Linked DNA regions of Homo sapiens: region 2 is linked to region 1. Evidence: read pairs that join two places in POLR2A ChIA-PET (ENCODE). Cell type or tissue: GM12878. All regions are shown on one strand. Links, peaks and the distances in the headings refer to the core of each region. The heading gives the core; the rest is flanking DNA. Region 1 overlaps DRC8 (dynein regulatory complex subunit 8). Region 2 has its middle 16 kb from the start of DRC8.

What was found. Peaks named below come from ENCODE experiments on the same cell type or tissue, not always from the same donor. Only the 100,000 strongest peaks of a DNase experiment are listed, where the experiment ranks them.
Region 2: POLR2A ChIA-PET joins it to region 1 with 10 read pairs; 9 of 35 experiments call an interaction of 5 or more read pairs at or near these places.

What each region holds. Positions count from the first base shown.
Region 1 is chr1:245,036,340-245,041,727 of GRCh38, reverse strand. The region is part of intron 3 of DRC8 (dynein regulatory complex subunit 8); the gene reads right to left. Among named protein-coding and RNA genes, the nearest start is that of EFCAB2-AS1, 68 kb to the right of the region's middle. In GM12878, for the core only: no CTCF peak of the experiment used is centred there; no DNase peak of the experiment used is centred there.
Region 2 is chr1:244,951,114-244,956,501 of GRCh38, reverse strand. It overlaps the pseudogene RNU6-947P. Among named protein-coding and RNA genes, the nearest start is that of DRC8, 16 kb to the left of the region's middle. In GM12878, for the core only: no CTCF peak of the experiment used is centred there; a DNase peak (open chromatin) is centred at 3,342; H3K27ac peaks cover 268 bases.

The DNA.
Region 1 (5,388 bases), core at 265-5,264:
CTCATTTTAACTTAATCACCTCCCTTTTGTTTGGGCTTTTTAACTTAATCACCTCTTTAAAGACCTTATCTCCAACTAAGGTTTCATTCTGAGGTATACTGGAGGTTAAGACTTTAAAACACGAATTTGGAGGGGACGTAATTCAGCCCATAACAATAACAATAATGACATCTTACAACTTACTGCCACCACCAAGCTTGCCTGGCCACCATTCCCTCTTGCCTGCACCACTGCAATAGACCACAGGCTGTCATTCTGCTTCTGCTCTTGATGGCCATCTCAATCCATTCTCACAGCAGCCAGAACAATCTTTTTAAAATGAAAATCATAACATGTAATGCCCTGCTTAAAACCCTTCAATGGCTTTCTGGTCAACTTCTTCCTGATCAACTGCACCGAGAAACTTCTTTTTCACAGCATGTAATGCTCTACGTCATTTGGCCCTGCCAACGTTTTTGGCTTGATCTTACACCACTCTCTAGCGACCTCACAGGTACACTATCCTCTTTGCTTTTCTCCAGCATCCTAATCCTTTCCCCTTCAAAGGGCCTTTATATTTGCTCTCCCCTGCTTCACACAGCTGACTCCTAATCTTAAAGTTCTTATCTCGAAAATTACTTCCAGAGACGCACTCCCTGACCAGAACGTCTAAACTATTCCATCCCACCTAAACACACCCCAATTCTCTAATGTATTATCCTACTTTATTTTCTTTATAGCACATTTTGTTACATCATCCTGTTTTATTTACAGTGTAGCATTTATTACTATTTGAAATTGTATTTATTACTTGTTTACTTTTCTATTATCCACCTTTTTCCTCTAAAATATAAGTTCCTGGAGGGCAGAGGCTTTGGCTTTCATTGCTATATTCTAACACCTAGAAAAAGCTCACACTTAATAAGAAATCAAATATTTGTTGAGTAATTCATGTTTGTGTGTTTGTTTTTTATAGACAGGGCCTCACTATGTTGGCCAGGCTGGTCCTGAACTCATGGGCTCAATCGATCCTCCCGCCTCAACCTCCCAAAGTGCTGGGATTACAGGCATGAGCCACCGTGCCCAGACAATAATTAATTTGTAGAACACTTTATAGCTTGAAAAATGCCTTTCACTTAAACAGTACTTTCATATATATCCACTCATTTAATTCTAATGTCAATCTATATTATATTCCCTATTTTAAAAATAAGGAGACTAGAACTTTGAGACGATATCTGACTCGCCCTGCTAGTAACGTAGCTAGTCTGGGGCAAAATTGGAAATTGGTCCTATCCTCTGACTCCTGGACTTGTCTCTCAGCACTTTTTGCAATAACATCTTAGAACAAATCTTGATGGCGAGTGTGATTCAAGGTGAAAAGTAGTGGCAGAGAAAAAGACTCAGGTGCAGACCAGATCCTATGCTGTCTGCATATTTCACCAAGAGGCCTTGGTCATAACAAGGGTTCCATAAATGTTTACTGAATTAATAGACTATGGCATTTTTCTGTGTTGGGAAAGGCCTAAGTAATTCTAAATTCCACATTGCCCAATGGCTGCCGACTGCCCAACAAAATGAGAACAAGCCCACTGTCCTGGAATTTCCTTTTTAAAAATAACACCAAAACGCCGCTTGGCAAAAACCACAGTAATAACATTCACAGGCAAGATTGACCAACGGATGCTACTTGTGGGCCAGAGTTTGAGGGGAATCAATATTTGCACAGTCTTAAAGTATCTCCTCCAAGGTATTTACCAAATACAAAAGGAAAATTCATAACTTTGCTGTGGGGAAACCTGGCAGACACTATCTTAAGCAAGCAATTAAGGTTAACATCATCAGTACTAAAGCAGAGCAACATCATGTATTCCCTGACATGATGCTCTGAGAAGGGCACAAACTCACTTGTGTGTAGTATTCTCGCCAAAAATATACTGGCTCAATCTAATCACAGGAAAATATCTGGCAAACCCAAACTGAGGGACATTCTAAAAAAGAATTCAGCAGGATTTTTCAAAAGTATCAAGGTGATGAAAGAGGAACTGTCACAGACTGGAGGGCTAAAGAGACAAGACAACAGCGCAGGACAGCGTTCTGCACGGATCCTGGGAGAGAGGAGGGAATTCGTGGGAAATTGGTGAAACTCCAGTACATCTCTAGTTCAGTTGATGGTACTGAACCAACGTTAATTTATTGGTTTTGATCATTGTAGTGTAGTTATGTAAGATGTGAATGGGGTGAAGGATACACAAACTCTTTTTTTTTTTTTTTAAGAGGCAGCGTCTCACTCTGTTGCACTCTGAAGTGCAGTGATGCCATCATAGCTCACTGCAGCCTCGAGCTCCTGGGTTCAAGCAATCCAACCACCTCAACCTCCTGAGCAGCTGGAAGCACTGTGCCACCACACTTGGCTTTTTTTTTTTTTTTTTTTTTTTTTTTTTTTTTGTAGAGACAAGGTTTCATTATGTTGCCCATCCTGGGTACTATGTTTTTGCATTTATATAACTCTAAAATTATTTCAAAATAAAATGTTTTTTAAAATACTGGATAGTATTTCACTGTGTAAACATATCACATTTTCCTTATCCATTCATTCGTTTGGACACTTAGGTTAATTCCCTATATTGGCTATTGTGAATAATGCAGTAAATAAGGGGGTGCACTGAAAAGATTAAATTTCAAAATAATGGCATACTAGATTCCTTTTTTCTCTGTGGTCAAGAAATGGAAATTTCTGGTTAATCAAATATTTTTAAAAGAGTTACCACTTTTACACAATATCAGGGATATTAGCCATTTACAATGTAAGATTTTTCTCAAGGTGTTATTTATCTCTTGATTTTATAATTCTTTTTTGGCTTGAAATTTTATTATGTAAAATTTTATTAAATTTTAAAATCTTTCTACTTCTGGCTTTTGTTTTGAGTTATTTTTCCTACTCCAAGTTTATAATGGAATTCATTCATATTTTTAAATACTTAACAAGGTTTTGTTTTAAACCTAGATACTTGTTGCACACAAACTTTATCTTACTATACAGCATGAAGTACAGACCCAATTTTATATTTTTCTAAATAGCTATCCAGTTAAATCTATGTTTTCCTCACACATCAGAGATGCTATTTATATCCTATATTAACTTTCCATATGCACTTGGAACAATTTCTGGATTTTCTATTTCATTGATCCATTATGCCATACTGTTTTAACAATAGAGGATTTGTAGTATGTTTTAATATCAAACAAAGCTAAACTCACCACCCTACTTTTTTTTTTGAGACGGAGTCTCACTCTGTCACCCAGGCTGGAGTGCAGTGGCACGGTCTCAGCTCACTGCAAGCTCCGCCTCCCAGGTTCATGCCTTTCTCCTGCCTCAGCCTCCTGAGTAGCTGGGACTACAGGCGCCTGCCACCATGCCCAGCTAATTTTTTGTATTTTTCGTAGAGACAAGGTTTCACCATGTTAGCCAGGGTGGTCTCGATCTCCTGACCTCGTGATCTGCTTGCCTCGGCCTCCCAAAGTGCTGGGATTACAGGTGTGAGCCACCACGCTGGGCCACCTTACTCTTTATCAGAGTTTTCTTGCCTATTCTTGCTAACTTATTTCTCATATGAAAATTAAAATTCACTTATCTAGGTCCAGAAAAGATCTGGTGATATTTTAATTGAGACTGTGTTAACTTAATAAGTTAATTTAGAATTATTTGGCATCTTTATAATTTCAAGTCCTCTTATCCAACAACATGGTATGTCTATTTGTTCATCTATTTTTATATATTTCAAGTTATCTGAATTATGTAGCATTTATATGGTTTTTGTTATATTTTTGTCTATAAATTTTAGCTTTTTTGTTGCTATTGTAAATGAGTCTTATTTTCCATTATATCATCCAACTGGGCATTGTTTGTATAGGTGAACGCTCTTGATTTCTATGTATTAATTTTATTCCCTACTATACTTTAGCAAATATTATTTTTCTTTGTAGTTTTTCCATTTATTTTCTTGAGGTTTCCAGATATTTAATCATATATCTGTGAATAAAGATAGTTCTTTCTTCTATCTTTTCTACCTTCTACCATTTAACGTCAAATACTTACGTGTCTGTTATCACCTATATAATTATATTGCTTAATACCTCTAGTCAATACTAAATAATAACAGCAAATGCGGATATCTTTATCTTATTCCTGACATTAATGAAAATGCTGTTTGTGCCTTCTTTATTAAGTAAGAAACTAGATTTTGGGCTGAAACACACATATTTTATGCTAAGAAATCATGTCCTTAATTTCTACTTTATCGAGTCTTCAAAATTATGAATGTGTGAATTCTGTCAAATGCCTCTATAGAGATGATCCTATGATTTTTCTTCACAGATCTGTTTATATGATGAATTACATTAATAAACTTCCCAACACAGAACTATTTTTACATTTCTGGAATAAACTCCATTTGCTTATGTGTGCCACTGAATTTTGTTGCTAACATTTTATCTACAATTTTTGTACAGATATTCATAAGATTGTTTTGTAAGATTTTTTAATGCAGTCTTTTTTAAGTTTTTGGTGTCAACATTATACTTACTTTGTATTCTCTGAAAGAGATGAAGTAGCACTAGAGCTAAAATGTTCTTCTTTGATAGAATTATCCTGTGAAACTATCTGGATTGAAGCCTTTTGGTGAGAGAACTCTGAAAACTTGCCTAATGATTCTATGTAAATTGGTGTGTTTAGAGTTTCTATCTTTGTGAGATCAGTTTGTTTTGCTTTTTCATCAATTGATTTTTTAAGTGTGTAATCCAGTGGCTTTAGTATATTCACAAGGTTGAGCTACCATCACCACCATCTAATCCCAGAACATTTTAATCACCCCATAAAGAATCCCCATACCTGTTAGCAGCTACGTCCATCCCTCCCTCCCCTTACCTCCTCACAACCACTGATCTGTGTGTCTACAGATTTGCCTGCTCTAGACATTTCATATAAATGTCATACACATGTGGCCTTCTGTGTCCAGCTTCTTTCACTTAGCAGAATGTTTCCTAGGTTCATCCGCGTTGTAACACACATCAGTACTTCATTCCTTTTATAGCTGAACAATATTCTATTTTATAAATACATCACGTTTCATTTATCCATTCATCACCTGATTGACATGAGTTGTTTCTATTTTTTGGCTAGTATAAATAATGCTACTATGATCATTCATCCACAGGTTTTTGTATGGACATATTTTTTCATTTCTCGTCAGTATACGCCTAGGAATGAATTTGCTGGGTCATATGGTAACTCTACATTTAACTTTCCCAAGAACTACTAAACTGTTTTCTAAAGTGGCTGCACCATTTTATATTTCCACCAACATTTGCTATCTTTCATTTTTAAAATTACAGCCATCCTAGTGGATC
Region 2 (5,388 bases), core at 257-5,256, 85 kb after region 1:
TCCATGTTGGTCAGGCTGGTCTCAAACTCCCAACCTCAGGTGATCAGCCCATCTCGGCCTCTCAAAGTGCTGAGATTACAGGCGTGAGCCACCGCGCCTGACCAGCATGTGGTGTTTCTTTAATCCTCATGTGGACCATATAAGGGCAAAAAGAATAATGCGTCTTATTCATCCTTATAAGCCATATACCTTTGTTCAATGTCGGAAACAAATACTTGTTGAGCCAAAAATTTAGATAACTTAATTATGAATAAAGCATGATCCGCTTCTGCCGAACATACACTTAAGATATCAGTCATTTGCAAGTTTCATATGTTCAGTTTTCTGGATTTTTCCGTGTCCTAACCATAAGAAGTCAGAAGGCAAAGAATTTGGAGCATATGTCTCAGTTCCTCTACATGAGTTACAATATAGTGCCCTACCCCCTCAGCTCTTTTAGAGAGTGGACAGCAGGCACTACACGTAAACAATTATTTCTGCGGTGTGCAAAGCTGTCATTGCGATACCTGCTATTTGATGCAATGTCCTGTATTCAAAGATTCCTTTACTAATCTCCTATTTAAGTTTGGGCAGTCTTCACTGATGTATGCTGATTGTTTCTTTGTCAGAAAGTAAAACCTTTTTTTTTTCCTTAGCTTCTAGGAAAATCAGTCCTCAATTACAGTAATCCGCTTATCTCAAGTATTTAGTAATCTCTTGCCTCTGTTACTTTTAGAAAATGGTAATAGCTAATGTTTAGAATGCTATGTGCTAGGATCATGGCTAGCATATAGGACTTTAACAGCCACAATGACTCTATGAAGTGTATACTATGACATTTTAGGACACCGTGACCTAGAGAAGCGAGACTTCTTGTCCAAAGACCTGCAGTTAGTATTGACCAAACACAAGTAGCCTGACTCCAACACCTGCACTGCTAACCACTCTCCTGTGTTTTTATCCTCAATTATTCTATTTCACATGGTGTTTTACAAATAAATATATTTCAAGCTTTTGTTTTTAAAAAAAGGAGAAAGTTATTGATCCTAAATTATCAATTGTGTCATAAGTCTTTCTGTAGGTTTTTTTGTTGTTATTTTGGTGTTTTGTTTTGTTTTTTTTAAGACAGAATCAGTCTCGCTTTGTCGACCAGGCTGGAGTGCAGTGGCGCGATCTCGGCTCACTGCAGTCTCTGCTTCCCGGGTTCAAGCAATTCTCCTGCCTCACCCTCCCGAATAGCTGGGATTACAGGCACGTGCCACCACGCCCAGCTAATTTTTTGTATTTTTAGTAGAGACAGGGTTTCACCATGTTGGCCAGAATGGTCTCGAACTCCTGACCTCAGATGATCCGCCCACCTCACCCTCCCAAAGTGCTGAGATTACAGGCGTGAGCCACCGAGCCTGGCTCATTTTTTGTATTTTTAGTAGAGAGGGGATTTCACCATGTTGACCCGGATGGTCTCGAACTCCTGACCTCAGATGATCCACCCGCCTCGGCCTCCCAAAGTGCTGGGATCACAGGCGTGAGCCACCGCCCCGGCCTGCTTTGGTGTTTTTAAAAATATGGAAAGCTTCATGAATTCATGTATCATCCTTGCTCAGGGACCATGCTGATCTTCTCTGTATCATTCTTCTTTTATATTTATAATGGATCTGCTTTTATGTTAGTATCCCATGGAAAGTTTTATTTGGTGTGATGTGCCATTACTCCAGTTTATAATAGACATCCCTCAGTCATTCTCTTCTTGACGTACATGGAACAAGACTATGTGATTTAAGGATATACATTTCATGGCTTCCTCCCTAAATAGTGACACCCACAGCTGAAGCACCCACCCTAGCAACTGAGAGAAAGTAATTGTGTGCTCCAAACAACAGTTTAAAAGTAGGAGGCTGAGGGAGAACCTAAGCTCCACGCCTTTTCCTGAGTCCTTGGCACAGTGATTGCAGTTTTATCTGGCATACCAGTTCCCGGGGTTTCAAATGACAGAATGGCAGCATTAACCCAACTCTCTAAGGCTGCCACTGTAAATTGACTGAGCACAGAGGGTATATAGCTTCTGTCCCCATCCTTTCTAGTTATCTACCAGTCTAGCCATCTGTGTATCTGCACCCCAAATATTTTAAACATTAACCATCCTCTCTCTTACACCTAAAAATGTTGAGGAACTATATATTGTTGTAGTGTATCTAGTACGTGCTAATAAGTACCAAAATCTCAAAATTAATAGGTTTGTAAATGGTGCTATTGCAGATAAATAGAATGTGTCATCTTAGTTTATTTATTTGCATGCATATGTATATGCATGTATGCATATATATGTGTGCATGTTTTCTGCTATAGAGAATAGAACAAACCTGAAATGGAGGTTGGAGAATTTTATCCACATGTAGAATCAGTGTGTGCCTGCGCTTCCTTTTCTCTGTTGCAACCACTGTCAACTGCTTTCCATGACTTAGTATCTTAGATTGAATTTCTGCTCTTGCTATGTTTAGAATCTATTTTTAACTTGGCCAACTGATTTACTATGGAGCATGTGAGCGTTGCTATTTTAAAATATATAATAGTTGTCCCCAGAACCCGCTAAAAACTCTATAGAAAAACCATTGTGGGCCCGTCCCATTCCATGGCACATTTTCCAGAATGTAGGGTAATGATTTTAAAACAAAATAAGCATTTACTTAGTTCCTAACGTGTATCAGGCAACAGGCTGTGTGCTTATTTATGTTTTCTTAGTTAATCCTCAAAAAAATCCTGTGTTGGTAGAGATTTCTTGCCTTACCAAGCACATTGTAACCCTGCATGTAAGTATGAAGCTGTGTACTGAGAGTAAAGATCGTGGGTATTCATGCCAATCCATCCTGAATTCACATCCTACCTTTGCCACTTGTTAGCTACGTGAACTTCAGCAAACTACCAAACCTCTCTGAGACTCAGGTTTTTCATTTGTAAAATAAGAACAATAATACTTCCTTGCAGATTGTTATGAAGAAATATTGATGGAGTTGACGTAGCATATTATGCACTTCTACAGGGTCTGGCACAAGCAGTAACACAGGAAAAAGTAGTTACTGCTATTCTTTTTTTTTATTATTCTGAATTTTTTTCGTGTCCTGGAAAAGAAAAAAAAAATTCAAAGAGTTTGGAAGATGCAGGTTAAAGTAGCATGTAGTTAAAGGGTCACTACACTGCTCCTAGAACTCTTCGACCTGGGCAGTTTCAATTTGAGCGGCTGGAAGCTGTAGTAATCCAGTGTGGCTTTTGAACAACTGCCAGGCCTTTCCGTTGGGGCCTTTCGCCCCTGGGAGTCTTCAGACATCTGGAGGAACTTCATGAGTAGTCCCTGGTTATTGTTTAACAGAATATTAGCTTTGAACAGGTGTGTCTTTGCCTGCTGGGTCTCAACGCAACTTATGAAGAAGCAACTCGTCATACACCTACAGGGCAAATTCTTGGTTCTTATATCTGCATCCAACTGGGGCTGGGTTAAAAACCACGTGTAATGATTTCAGAATCCCTACAGTGCTCTCTAGGAGACCAACTGGGTGCTTTCTGGATCAAGGGCCCAACGAGCTTTTCTGGATGGTCTTGAGATGGTGCCTTTTGACTTTGAGTTTTCCCTGAATGCCAACCAATACAACAGATTTGGTCTATCTCCTCTGCTCAAGTGGCTCTTTAAGTTTGGTTTTCTTTACTGCCAGCTATGGAACTATTACATTACGAGACATTGATACAGTTTCTTCAGTTTAAAGGCAGGAGTTACGAAACCTTGGCTACTGAGGTTGACGTGGAAGCAGGAAGGGGTCTTATTTTGGCTGGGTACCTACTATAGTGCCAGGAACTTCACAAGGGAGGTAATACCATTGCACCAGGCAAGTTGGGGGAACTTTTCTCCCAACACAACTATATTTGCTTAGCATCAAATCTCATATTTAGCTTATTTCTGTTTTCTTTTCTCTTTCTCTTTCTTTTCCTTCCTTCCTTCCTTCCTCCCTTCCTCTCTCCCTCCCTCCCTCCCTCCTTTCTTTCTTTCTTCTTTCTTTCTTTCTTTCTTTTTCTTTCTTTTTCTTTCTTTCTTTCTTTCTCTTTCTTTCTTTCTTTTTCTCTCCTTCTTTCTCTCTTTCTTTTTTCTTTCTTTCTTCTTTCCTTTTTAAGGCGAGGTCTCACACTGTCACCCAGGCTGGAGTGCAGTGGCATGATCATGGCTCACTGCAGCCTCTACCTCCCACGCTCAAGTGACCTTCCCACCTCAGCCTCCCAAGTAACTGGGACTACAGGCTCATTCCACCACACCCAGCTAACTTTATGTTTATTTTTTGTAGGATGAGGACTCACTATGTTGTCCAGGCTGGTCTCAAACCCCTGGACTCAAGCGATCCACCCACCTCAGCCTGTCAATGTGCTGGGATTACAGGCCTGAGTCACCACGCCAGGCCTTTCATAGTAGTTTAAAAGCAAATTGTTTTATATGACTATGGCAAGAAATAAATCATTTTCTTCTGGTTAACTAAACAAAGTGAAAAGAAATTCTGAGCCATCATCCATTGAGTGTCTACTGATAATCTATGTCTCCTGGCTGGCGTGCAATGGCTCAGGCCTATAATCCCAACAATTTTGGAGGCTGAGGCAGGCAGATTGTTTGAGCCGGAGTTCAAGACCAGCCTGGGCAACGTGGCGAAACCCGTCTCTACTAAACATGCAAAAAATTAGCCGGATGTAGTGAGTGGCACACGCCTGCAGTCCCAGCTACTTAGGGGGCTGAGATGGGAGGGTCGCTTTTTTTTCTTTTTAGACAAGGTCTCACTCTGTCTCTCAAGCTGGAGTGCAGTGGCACAATTATAGCTCACTGCAACATCAAACTCCTGGGCTCAAGCGATCCTCTTGCCTCAGCCTCCTGAGTAACTAGGACTACAGGTGTGTGCCACCACGTCTGGCTAATTTTTGTATTTTTAGTAGAGACAGGGTCTCCCTGTGTTGCCCAGGTTGGTCTCAAACTGCTGGCCTCAAGTGATCCTCCCACCTCAGCCTCCCAAAGTGTTGGCATTATAGGCATGAGCCACTGTGCCCGGCCAAAATTTTTAATATCTCTCTCTTGTGCACAATCCTGTTTAGAAAACTCTTGTTTTATTTGCCTTAAATAGGCAGTCAGGGTTTATGTAAATTGTTGATTGTTCATATACAATTTTATCAGCAACAATCAAATATACAATCACAAATCTTATACAGTTGCCCAAACTATTCTAAAAAAATAGATTTTGAATTTTAATGTCTAAATCTAGCTTACTAGCCAGGCATGGTGGCTCATGCCTGTAATCTCAGCACTTTGGGAGGCCAAGGCAGGCAGGTCACCTGAGGTCAGGAGTTTGAGACCACCCTGGCCAACATGGTGAAACCCCATCTCTACTA